2 separate regions of the Homo sapiens genome follow, and region 1 is linked to region 2. Evidence: chromatin loops called from intact Hi-C (ENCODE). Cell type or tissue: PC-3. All regions are shown on one strand. Links, peaks and the distances in the headings refer to the core of each region. The heading gives the core; the rest is flanking DNA. Region 1 overlaps DDX4 (DEAD-box helicase 4). Region 2 overlaps SLC38A9 (solute carrier family 38 member 9).

Evidence for each region. Hi-C counts contacts between places; a loop is a spot of excess contacts. Peaks named below come from ENCODE experiments on the same cell type or tissue, not always from the same donor. Only the 100,000 strongest peaks of a DNase experiment are listed, where the experiment ranks them.
Region 1: it touches region 2 in a loop (6-fold over the local background); 3 of 110 quality-filtered maps call a loop at or near these places.

Annotation. Positions count from the first base shown.
Region 1 is chr5:55,755,988-55,761,377 of GRCh38, reverse strand. DDX4 (DEAD-box helicase 4) reads right to left here. Exons shown (of 22, transcript NM_024415.3): 4 at 1,101-1,178. Among named protein-coding and RNA genes, the nearest start is that of DDX4, 21 kb to the right of the region's middle. In PC-3, for the core only: no CTCF peak of the experiment used is centred there; a DNase peak (open chromatin) is centred at 2,927; H3K4me3 peaks cover 504 bases; H3K27ac peaks cover 3,599 bases.
Region 2 is chr5:55,705,958-55,711,333 of GRCh38, reverse strand. The region is part of intron 2 of SLC38A9 (solute carrier family 38 member 9); the gene reads left to right. Among named protein-coding and RNA genes, the nearest start is that of SLC38A9, 3.7 kb to the left of the region's middle. In PC-3, for the core only: no CTCF peak of the experiment used is centred there; a DNase peak (open chromatin) is centred at 2,413; H3K4me3 peaks cover 361 bases; H3K27ac peaks cover 489 bases.

The sequences.
Region 1 (5,390 bases), core at 208-5,207, 50 kb before region 2:
AGCCTGTATCAAAATATCACATAACCTCTACTAAAATATAATTTTAAAAGATACGTAAATAATAAATATGCTCCTAAATGTAATATTAAAATATTTCTAATTTTAATAGTAGCTAACAAAATCTCATCTGAATCTCTTAGCACAATTACATTGTCCAAATAAACAATGCATCTTAATATGCAGGCTTAAAAACCAATATATATGTGTATATTTGAATAAATCATTTCTATTAGTGGCAGAAACATGTCAAAATATAAAACTCAAATTTGTGTTTATTGTATCTAAAGAAATTAAATTTTCCAAATGTCAAATAAAACATCATGCATCTTTTAGTTTCCACAGCAAAAATATCTGCAAGTCTCAATAGAGTTTTTCAAAAAATAACATCTCATAAATTCAAGAATAAGTGTCAAGTATGTTTAACAAATAGCCCTCGCTATGGCATCCCCTAAAAGATAAAAAAATGACCGTATGGATTTTCAAATAAATTTAACCTGAAGTTCTAATATGTTATTGCACTATAATAAAATATAGCACATATTTCTAGCATGTTAATATTAAGTCTAAAAATGGACTGTAGAAAGGTGTTTTGCTGTGTCATTATCTGTCATATCAGGTGGTTGTTCTAAAAGTAAAATTTAAAAATCCAATAATGGCAAAATAAACTCTTAAAAAATTAATACTAATGAGCTAACAAATGTTTCCTATACTGCCTTTTCTTGAAAAATATAAAATTCAAGAAAGAGTCCCTCTCACCTCTAATCCCTGAAGCTTTTACAAATATTCTTCCCACATCAATTGTTGGAAATCAATATCACAAACACATTAAGCAGCAGCTCTGTGAATCATCCATCCATCCAACCCATCCATCCCTCCAACCAATCTGTCTAATCAACTTAACACTACTCCCTACTATCCCAAAGAAGTAAAACAGAAAAAAGAAAATGAACTTGGAAAAATGATGAACTCATTATCTCAACACCAAGTCTACTACACACTGACTTACAACAGACTTAGCTTTGTACCAAATGGCCATGAAAGCCTCTATATATCCAATTATTCAACAGTTCAGGAGATTAAGGAAAGACAAAGATGCTTACCTCTGTTTCCAAAATTCCGCCCAGAGGCAAATCCACTTTTCATGAAATGATCTCTTCGAGAAGGTCCATCATCCATTTCTAAAGCAAACAACATTTTGAAGTAAGTCAAATAAAAACAAGTATCTAGTACTTGCAAACCTTAAGCCTTCTGTGCCACATGTGGCAAAGGAGAAATTTTATATAGCAGTAAAAAAGGTGACAAACAGCCCAGTAAAAAAAAAAAAAAATGGCTACATGAATAGACAGTTCTCCTAAAGAAAAATAAATTGTGACTAAATCTGATTCATAAAGAACTAGAAATCAAAAGACAGCAATTTTTAACCTCATAATTGAATGGAAAAGTCCCTTCTATTCCCTGAAAGAAAATAACAAAATAAATAAATTTTTAAAAAATGGAAAACAGTCTTAAATTTGCTAATAGCCAGAACAAGGACACAGGGAAACAGGCACGAAACATACACTGTATTTAGATTATAAACTAGATCAATCTTGATCCTAATTTAAAAGGCATATACTCTGAAAGTACAGTAACATGAATTTCTCCTCTGGATATAATCACATGGTTATCCAGACAGACATAAAAAAATTTTTATAAGCACTGTCTGTAATACCAAATAAATGATCAAAGTGGAATAAAGAAATTATGGTCATCCATACAATAGTATGCACAAGGATTCCAAAGAAATATACAGCATTCAACATTAAAGAGCTCACATTCTTCAACAATGGAGAGTGTTTATAAACTGGCCATGTAGAAGGGCCATAATGCAAATTCAACAAGAGTTCAATAATCAATTCATATACATGAGATTCTCTTATCACAATGCAATCAAATCAAAAGCTATTAAATATGAAAAAAATTGTTTAAAATCCCATTTGGTGACGTATTTTTAAAAACATTTCTATATAACCCACAGCTCAAAAAAAAAACTCACAATGGAAGTTTAAAAATACTTCAAATTATATGATAAAAATGTGACTTTATCAGTATTTAAATATTTATACTAGAAAATAAGAACTCAATAAGCTTAATAGCCATCTCAACAAGAATATTAGAAAAACAAAGTAAATCACACAAAAGTAAAGGAAATAAAGAACGAAAATTAATAAAATAGGAAACAGCTTTGGGAGACCAAAGTGGGAAGAGATGCTTGAGGTCAGAAATTTGAGACCAGCCTGGGCAACATAGCAAGACAGTATCTCTACCAAAAAAAAAATTTAAGTAGCTGGGTGTGGTGGTGCACACCTGTAGACCCAGCTATTTAGGAGGTTAAGGCAGGAGGATCACTTGAGCCCAGGAATTCAAGGCTGCAGTGAGTTATTATTAAACCACTGCACTCCAGCCTGGGAAACAGAAAGAGACCTTGTCTGTCTGCCTCTTTTTTTTTTTTTTTTTTTTTTTTTTTTTTAAGGAAACAAACGTAATACAGCAGCTCAAAAAGGCCAAAACTTGGTTCTTCGAAAAGACCTATAAAATTTGCCAGGGTAACCAACTACTAGAGGACTAATAATGGGGGTGAAGGGAGAACAGATACAAAGACACAAGTGAACAGTATTAGAAATGTGTTTAAAAAGAATCTCAAAGAACAGAAAGACAACTAGAGAACTTCTCTGAACAACTTTATGCTAGTAAATTAAAAGAAATGAAAAAGTTCCTAGAAAATTGACTCACCAGAAGTGACTCAAGAATCAATAAAAAACCCAACTCTCCTACAGAAGTTAAATCAGTACTTAATTTTCTGCATCAGAAAGATGCAGAGAGATCGGGTTTTACAGGTGAGTTCTACCAAACTCTCAAAGGACAAATAATTCAACTGTCATACAACTCTTCCAGGAAACAGAGAAATTACTCACCAACTCATTCTACAGACCAACATAACCTTGATATGAAAGTTCAGAAGAAAATTATAAACCTTACTCATAGATACAAAATCTCAAAAACAAATATTAGCAAACCAAACCCAACAGTAAACTGAATGGATAAAATATATTATGACTAATTGGGTTTATCCCAGTATGCAAGGGTATTTAACACTACCATATCTAAAAAAAGGTAACACACAACATTAATAAAAAATAACTAATCTCTCCAGATAAAGTATATTACATAATTTAACACCTTTCATGACTTAACATATACTTAGCAAACTAAGGAATGATGAGAGTTTGTTCATAACAGCAAAAAAGGAAACAACCCAAATGTGCATGAGAATTTTTTTGTTTTGTCTTGTTTGAGATGGAGTCTTGCTCTGTCACCCAGGTTGGAGTGCAGTGGCACAATTTCCGCTCACTGCGACCTCTGACCCCCAGGTTCAAGCAATTCTCCTGCCTCAGCCTCCTGAGTAGCTCGGACTAGAGGCGTGTACCACAATATCCAGCTAATTTTTTTATTTTTTTGTAGAGACAGGGTTTCACCACATTGGCCAAGCAGGTCTCGAACTCCTGGCCTTAAGTAATCCACCCACCTCAGCCTCCCATAGTGCTGGGACTACAGGCGTGAGCCACCGCGCCCGGTGGGTAATGTTCTTAAAATTAGTGGTGGTTCAAAACATTAAGCTTTATGGTTTACATAAGACTTCAATACAGTAGATTTTTTTCATGAAAAGGTCTTCAATAAAGATTCTACAATAAAGTCACAGGGTAACAATTATTCTTGGGAATCCTACCTCTCACTAGTTGGAAAAGAAGTCATTATATGAAAAGATACTTGCAAACGCATGTTTATAGCAGCACAATTCGCAATTTCAAAAATATGGAACCAGCCCAAATGCCCATCAATCAATGAGTGGTGTATATATACACCATGGAATACTATTCAGCCAGAAAAAGAAATGAAATAATGGCATTTGCAGCAACCTGGATGGAATTGGAGACCATTATTCTTAGTGAATTAACTCAGGAATGGAAAACCAAATAGCAGATATTCTCACTCATAAGCAGGAGCTAAGCTATGAGGATGCAAAGGCATAAGAATGATACAATGGACTTTGGGGACTTGGGGAAAGGAGTGCGATGAGGGGTGAGGGATAAAAGACTACAAATTGGGTACAGTGCATACTGCTCAGGTAATGGGTTCACAAAATCTCACGAATCTCCACTAAAGAACTTACTCATGTAAGCAAACACCACCTGTTCCCCAAAAACCTATGTAAATAAAAAATACATAAAAATGATGGTACAAGAGTAGAAGGTTCTAAGAAAGAATTAACCCAGTTTACCTTGTTATTAGCACACAATCCTAAGGAAAATATACAATTATTTCCTTTCCATTTTTTAGTAGTTTTAAATCTCACAGTACTTTCACATGTAAATGTGAAAGTTTACATTCACTTTCATGAATGTAATGATATGCTGTCATTGATATATATCACGGCAATCCCCACAATACATATTATACATAGCAATAAAAATAAATAAGACTCTAATACCAATAAATGATGGAGTATAGATGCTCTTCTTGAATGCTATGAAATCCACCAAAATAAACCAAAAGAAATAAAAATGAAGTCCATTTAAAATGAATTTAGTGTTAGTGTACACAATCCCCAACAACTGACCACAAAGAATATCTCTCAATATAGTTACACTTGGACCAAATCCAAAGAGGCTCAAATATTGAACAAGAACTTAAAAAAAATTCCATATACTAAAACCACCAAGCAAAAGAACCCAATTATGTATGAGACTTCAGTATGCGCTCTAAGACTCTATAATCTTCCAACCTTTCTCCACAGTGATTTGCCTAAACCAGAGTGAGGAAAATTAAAGGAAGATGAGAAAAGACTTAGGGGCAAAGAGTTTTGAAACTATTTAGTGGTGCTTAGGGCTGCCAGCTCTCCTGACTTCTAATCCCTTTCATTACCCCAAGTAGCTGAAACACTAACACTTAGAATTCAGTGTCAAGTCTTCCAAATAGAGACTTCAGAGTGTAACAGTAATGTGCATACAAATTACCTGGTGATCTCATTAAAACACACATTCTGATGCAGTAGTTCTGGGTGCAGTATGAGATTCTTCATTTCTAACAAGTTCCCAGGTGATGCCAATGCTACTGTTCTGCCAATCACATTCAGAGAAGATTTTTATATCCACCGAAAGACATGAATTGGAAAACATTCTTAAGAGAACCACTCATAACAGGCAAATACTGGAAACTATAAAAATGACCATCAATATTTTAATTTACGGTATATTTACATAGGGAATATCATACATCCACAAATAACCTATAACTACTTCTAACAACCTGGAGAAAACCTCAACAAAAAAAGAACACAATGTATGACGCCA
Region 2 (5,376 bases), core at 1-5,000:
TTGTTTTCTTTTTTCTTTTCTTTTCTTTCTTTTTTTTTTTCAGACAAGAGTCTCGCTCTGTCGCCCAGGCTGGAGTGCAGTGGAGTGATCTCGGCTCACTGCAACCTCCGCCTCCCTGGTTCAAGCGATTCTCGTGCCTCACCCTCCTGAGTAGCTAGGATTACAGCTGCCCGCCACCACGCCCCGCTAATTTTTGTATTTTTAGTAGAAACGGGGTTTCACCATGTTGGCCAGGCTGGTCTTGAACTCCTGATCTCAAGTGATCCGCCTGCCTTGGCCTCCCAAAGTGCTGGGATTACAGGCGTGGGCCACTGCGCCCAGCCTCTTTTTTCTTTTTAATACCTTCAGACATGACAAAGATCTGACATATGTAGGATAGGCAGCTGCTGAGGAGAAAGATTTTTTAAAAACGTTTTGGCCAGGTGCCGTGGCTCACGCCTGTAATCCCAGCACTTTGGGAGGCTGAGGCAGGCAGATCACGAGGTCAAGAGATCAAGACTATCCTGGCCAATATGGTGAAACCCCGTCTCTACTAAAAAAAAATACCAAAATTAGCCAGGTGTGGTGGCACATGCCTGCAGTCCCAGCTACTCAGGAGGCTGAGGCAGGAGAATCGCTTGAACCCAGGAGGCGGAGGTTGCAGTGAGCTGAGATCGTGCCACCGCACTCCAGCCTGGTGACAGAGTGAGGCTCCGTCTCAAAAAAAACAAAAACAAAAACTAAACAAAAAAAGTTTCAATAGGTCAAAATTACCCATGTCCTAACTTGAGAAAAATCTCTCTGCCTCATAAACAACTACAAACTTCGTGTTAAGATAGAAGGTTCGGCGGATTGCGGTGGCTAACGCCTGTAATCCCAACACTTTTGGGAGGCTGAGGTGGGCGGATCATTTGAGGTTAGGAGTTCAAGACCAGCCTGGCGAACATGGTGAAACCCTGTCTCTACTAAAAATACAAAAATCAGCCAGGTGTGGTGGTATGCGTCTCATCTGTAATCCCAGCTACTTGGGATGCTGAGGCAGGAGAATTGCTTGAGCCCGGCAGGCGGAGGTTGCAGTGAGCCAAGACTGCACCACTGCACTCCAGCCTGAGCCACAGAGGGAGATCCTGTCTTAAAAAAAAAAAAAAAAAAGTTGTCACCTATATAGTTGCTTTGTTTCTAAGAAAATAAAATTTACCTTTCCTTCCCCTAGACTTCTGAGAACAGTTAGACTTAGATTCCTTTTCTTTTCTTTTTCTTTTTTTTTTCTTTTTTTTTTTTTTTTTTGAGATGGAGTCTTGCTCTGTTGCCAGGCTGGAGTGCAGTGGCGCAATCTCAGCTCACTGCAACCCCTGCCTCCCGGGTTCAAGCGATTCCCCTGCCTTAGCCTCCCAAGTAGCTGGGACTACAGGCACACGCCACCATACCCGGCTAATTTTTTGTGTGTGTTTTGGTAGAGATGGGGTTTCACCATGTTGGCCAGGATGGTCTTGATCTCCTGACCTCTTGATCTGCCTGCCTCGGCCTCCCAAAGTGCTGGGATTACAGGCGTGTGCCACACACGCCCAGCCAGTTAGCCTTAGATTTCTAATCACAATCTTAAATACTATATATTTCAGTTACATACATAAAATAATATGCTTTTAATTGTGATTTTATAATACTCTAAATACTTACAATAAAGGGTAAACTCAGCATAGGAGGATGGAATACCAACCTGAACTACAAATTGAAATAGTATTGTTTAGTATTTTTTTTTTCTTTTTGGGGTTAGGGGCAGAGTTTTGCTCTGATACTCAAGCTTTAGTGCAGTGGCACTGTCATAGCTAACTGTTACCTTGAACTCCTAGGTTCAAGCAATCCTCTTGCTTCAGCCTCCCAAAGCATTGGGATTACAGGCATGAGCCACCACACTGGACCTATATGGTATTTTTTAAAAAGTATATATGGGCTTAAAAGTTAAAAAAAAAAAATCACTTAGAGGTTAAAAATGTCTACCAGGCCTGCATTTTGTAACATACTTAAATTTCTGTCGTTTGCTAGGGTTTTTTTCTTTCTTACCACTGAAATATAACTTGAGAGCATTTAGTGTTCCCATTGTAGAAGGAGAGATTCTTTGGTACCACAGCGTTGCTTTGGTAATTTTTTTGTGAGACCACACTATCCTCCAGCACTGTCAAATTTAACGCCTTTTGAAGCATTTATTGATCAGGTTGGAAGCATGTTCCAACTGTCACATCAGAATAGGAGCATTATAGATCCTATTGGCTAACCAGTAAATGATTCATCAGGAAGAGATTTAGATAAGTTTGTTATTGGAGTTTATAGCTGTTACAGACTAATACAGAAGAAAATATATATACATAGCATAACTGCTTCCACCAGGGTGACTTTTTTGTGGTGTGGTTCCATTTGCTTTTATGTTGGCATACTACAGAGGTGAGTAAACTATGACCAAATTTGGCCTGCTGACAGATATATTTTTTTCATAAAGTTCTATTGGAACACAGCCATGCACACTCAATTGCCTTTCATGCTAACAGGTAGAATTGAGTAGCTGCAGAAACTATATGGCTCAAAAAGCCTGAAATATTTATTATCTGACCCTTTACAGAAAAAAATATGTCAACCTCTAGCCTAGGACACTGAGTATAAATGTAGTATCTGAAACTCTATAACATACACAAAAGTATTCAGTAATATTCATTTTTAGTCTCTGAGAAAGAACATATATAATAGTTGTATGTGGGTCCATAGTCACATTTATTTGGGCACAAGCTAGTGTATTCTATTGCAGATTGATGCTAGCATCTTGGCATAGATTCTATAGATTTATTTTTGCAAAGAATTGTGAAAAGACATTTCTGAGCCTAGTATGGAAAGGGCTGATATTCTTTGAGATACGCCAATAATCACAGTCAATACCTTTTTAAAATAATGTCATACCAGTTTACTTTGATTGCTCTCTATGTCCTTTTTACGGAGAGAAGTGCTTCAGTACAGGCACTAACATTTTTTGTTCTTTTAGAGACAGTCTCACTCTGTCACCTGGGCTGGAATGCAGTGGTGCCATTGTAGCTCGCTGCAATCTCGAACTCCTGGGCTCAAGCAGTTCTCTCACCTCAGCCTCCCGAGTAGCTGAGATTACAGGCATGAGCCACCATGCCTGGCTCAGTCACCAACATTTTAAATAAAAGTCGAAAGTACCAAGCAAGTCAACTAAGCTGTTCATTCCCTACTGGGACCTATCTCAGTCTCTTGGTGCTGCTCTAATGAAATACTTGAGGCTAGGTAATTTATAAACAATAGAAATTAATTTCTAGCAGTTGTGGAGGCTGGGAAGTCCAAGATCAAGCCACCTGCAGATTTGATGTTTGGTGAGGACCCGGTCTCTGCTTCCAAGATGGTGCCTTGGTGCTGTGTCCTCACATGGGGGAAGGGATGGAAAGACAAAAGGGATCTAGCTAGTTCCCTTCAAACTTTTCATAAGGTTACTAACTCCATTCATAAGGGTTCTGCCTTCCTGACATAATTACCTCCAAAAGGGTCTACCTGTTAATACTATAACATTGGCAATTAAGTTTCAACATATGAATTTTGGACGGGACACAAACATTCAAATCATAGCTGGACTCCTTATTAAAACCAATCTTAAACAATTAGAGACTCATTTAATGACTTAGATTTGACTTAGTGGTCTTGCATCTGGGACTTTGTTTTAAAACTCAGAGATTGAGTGAGATGTTAAAAGTGATTATGTCTGGGTTTTGTTTTGAGACAGAGTCTTGCTCTGCAACCTCTGCCTCCTGGGTTCAAGCAATTCTCCTGCCTCAGCCTCCCGGGTAGCTGGGACTACACGTGTGTGCCACCACTGCTGGCTAATTTTTGTACTTTTAGTAGAGACAGGGTTTCACTATGTTGGCCAGGCTGGAATATGTCTGTTTATGTCATCTTGTATATTTAGCCCCTACCAAATTATATCAATGTAATGTCTGACAAATTAATACTATAGAAGTATTTAGCATTTTTGTTAATCATTGATAAACTATTCTGCATTATCACCTATGTAATATTTGCTGTGGAACTCTAATTCACCTCTCAACCTAAGTCATCAAACTTCGGGATATTTTATACTTCTCATCAAGACATTCAAAAAAGCTTTAAGACTAGGCATGGTGGCTCATGCCTATAATCCCAGCACTTTGGTACTTTGGGAGGCTGAGGCAAGAAGATTACTTGAGGCCAGGCTGGGCAACATAGTGGCGCACAGCTGGGATCCCAGCTATTTTAGAGGCTGAGGTGGGAGGATAGCTTGAGCCTGGCGGGAGGAGGTTGCAGCAAGCCCAGATGGCACTACTGCACTCCAGCCTGGGTGACAGAGTGAGACCCTGTCTCAAAAAAAAAAAAAGAAAGCATATCTGTTGTCACCTGAAATTCTCAGGAGCAACGAGTACAGTTGTTTCTGTTGTGACAAAACTTGCACCATCTACACAAAAAAATAAAAATTAAAAAATTTAAATAAAAAAATTCCACCTTGGCTCTGTGTGGGGAAAAAAGGAGGGGACATTAAATTTCTGTTGAAAATTTAACATCATGCTAATTGACTAATTGAGACAACTGCAAATTACCAGTTTTCTTACAGTTCTTCATATTTACTTGAATATTATAAATCTTTGAAAGGCACCAGGGACTTTGAACTCCTCATTTATGATTTGTTATTTGAAATCATCAGTTTTCTACTTATTTAGAATAAATAGCTAATTCTGCTATGCTGCAGAACTTTGGATTTGCTCAGAACAAATACACATAGGTGACTAAACTGGAAATTTTAATTCCTCAGTGGCCCTTACATTTTTCCCCAACCTTGATTTCACTTTTTGATAAGGTTCACTGAAATCCAAGGATCTTTCTAGATTTCTCCTCTTTCCTGGTTTCTTCACTTTCAATCTTTAAGTAAAGTATTAATTTCCAGAAAGTGAAAGGATCTTCTCTCTCTAAACTCACCCACATTCTCAGTTTAGTTTAGGAACCAATACTACAGAGTATATTGGTTTACAAAGTAAATTAGAAAGTATAGCCATATATTTCTGCCATTGTTTAGGCAGATATGTTTTTGCTACTCTGACTTGGCTTCTGTCCTTTCCCTTGTTTCACTGCCACTGGAAGGGTTGTTGCTGGGTAAGGAAATATTGAGCCTTGAGACAAAAAATTTTGCAACAAAAGAAATTTACCTAAACTAGCTTGCTTCAAGAAAAACAGATTCATGGTGTTTAATGTGTAATCCGGATACCCAGGCATGAAATTTCACTCATTCTAGCCCTGATTATGTCTTAAAGAGTTTAAAGCCAGCCAGGCACGGTGGCTCCTGCCTGTAATCCCAGCACTTTGGGAGGCCGA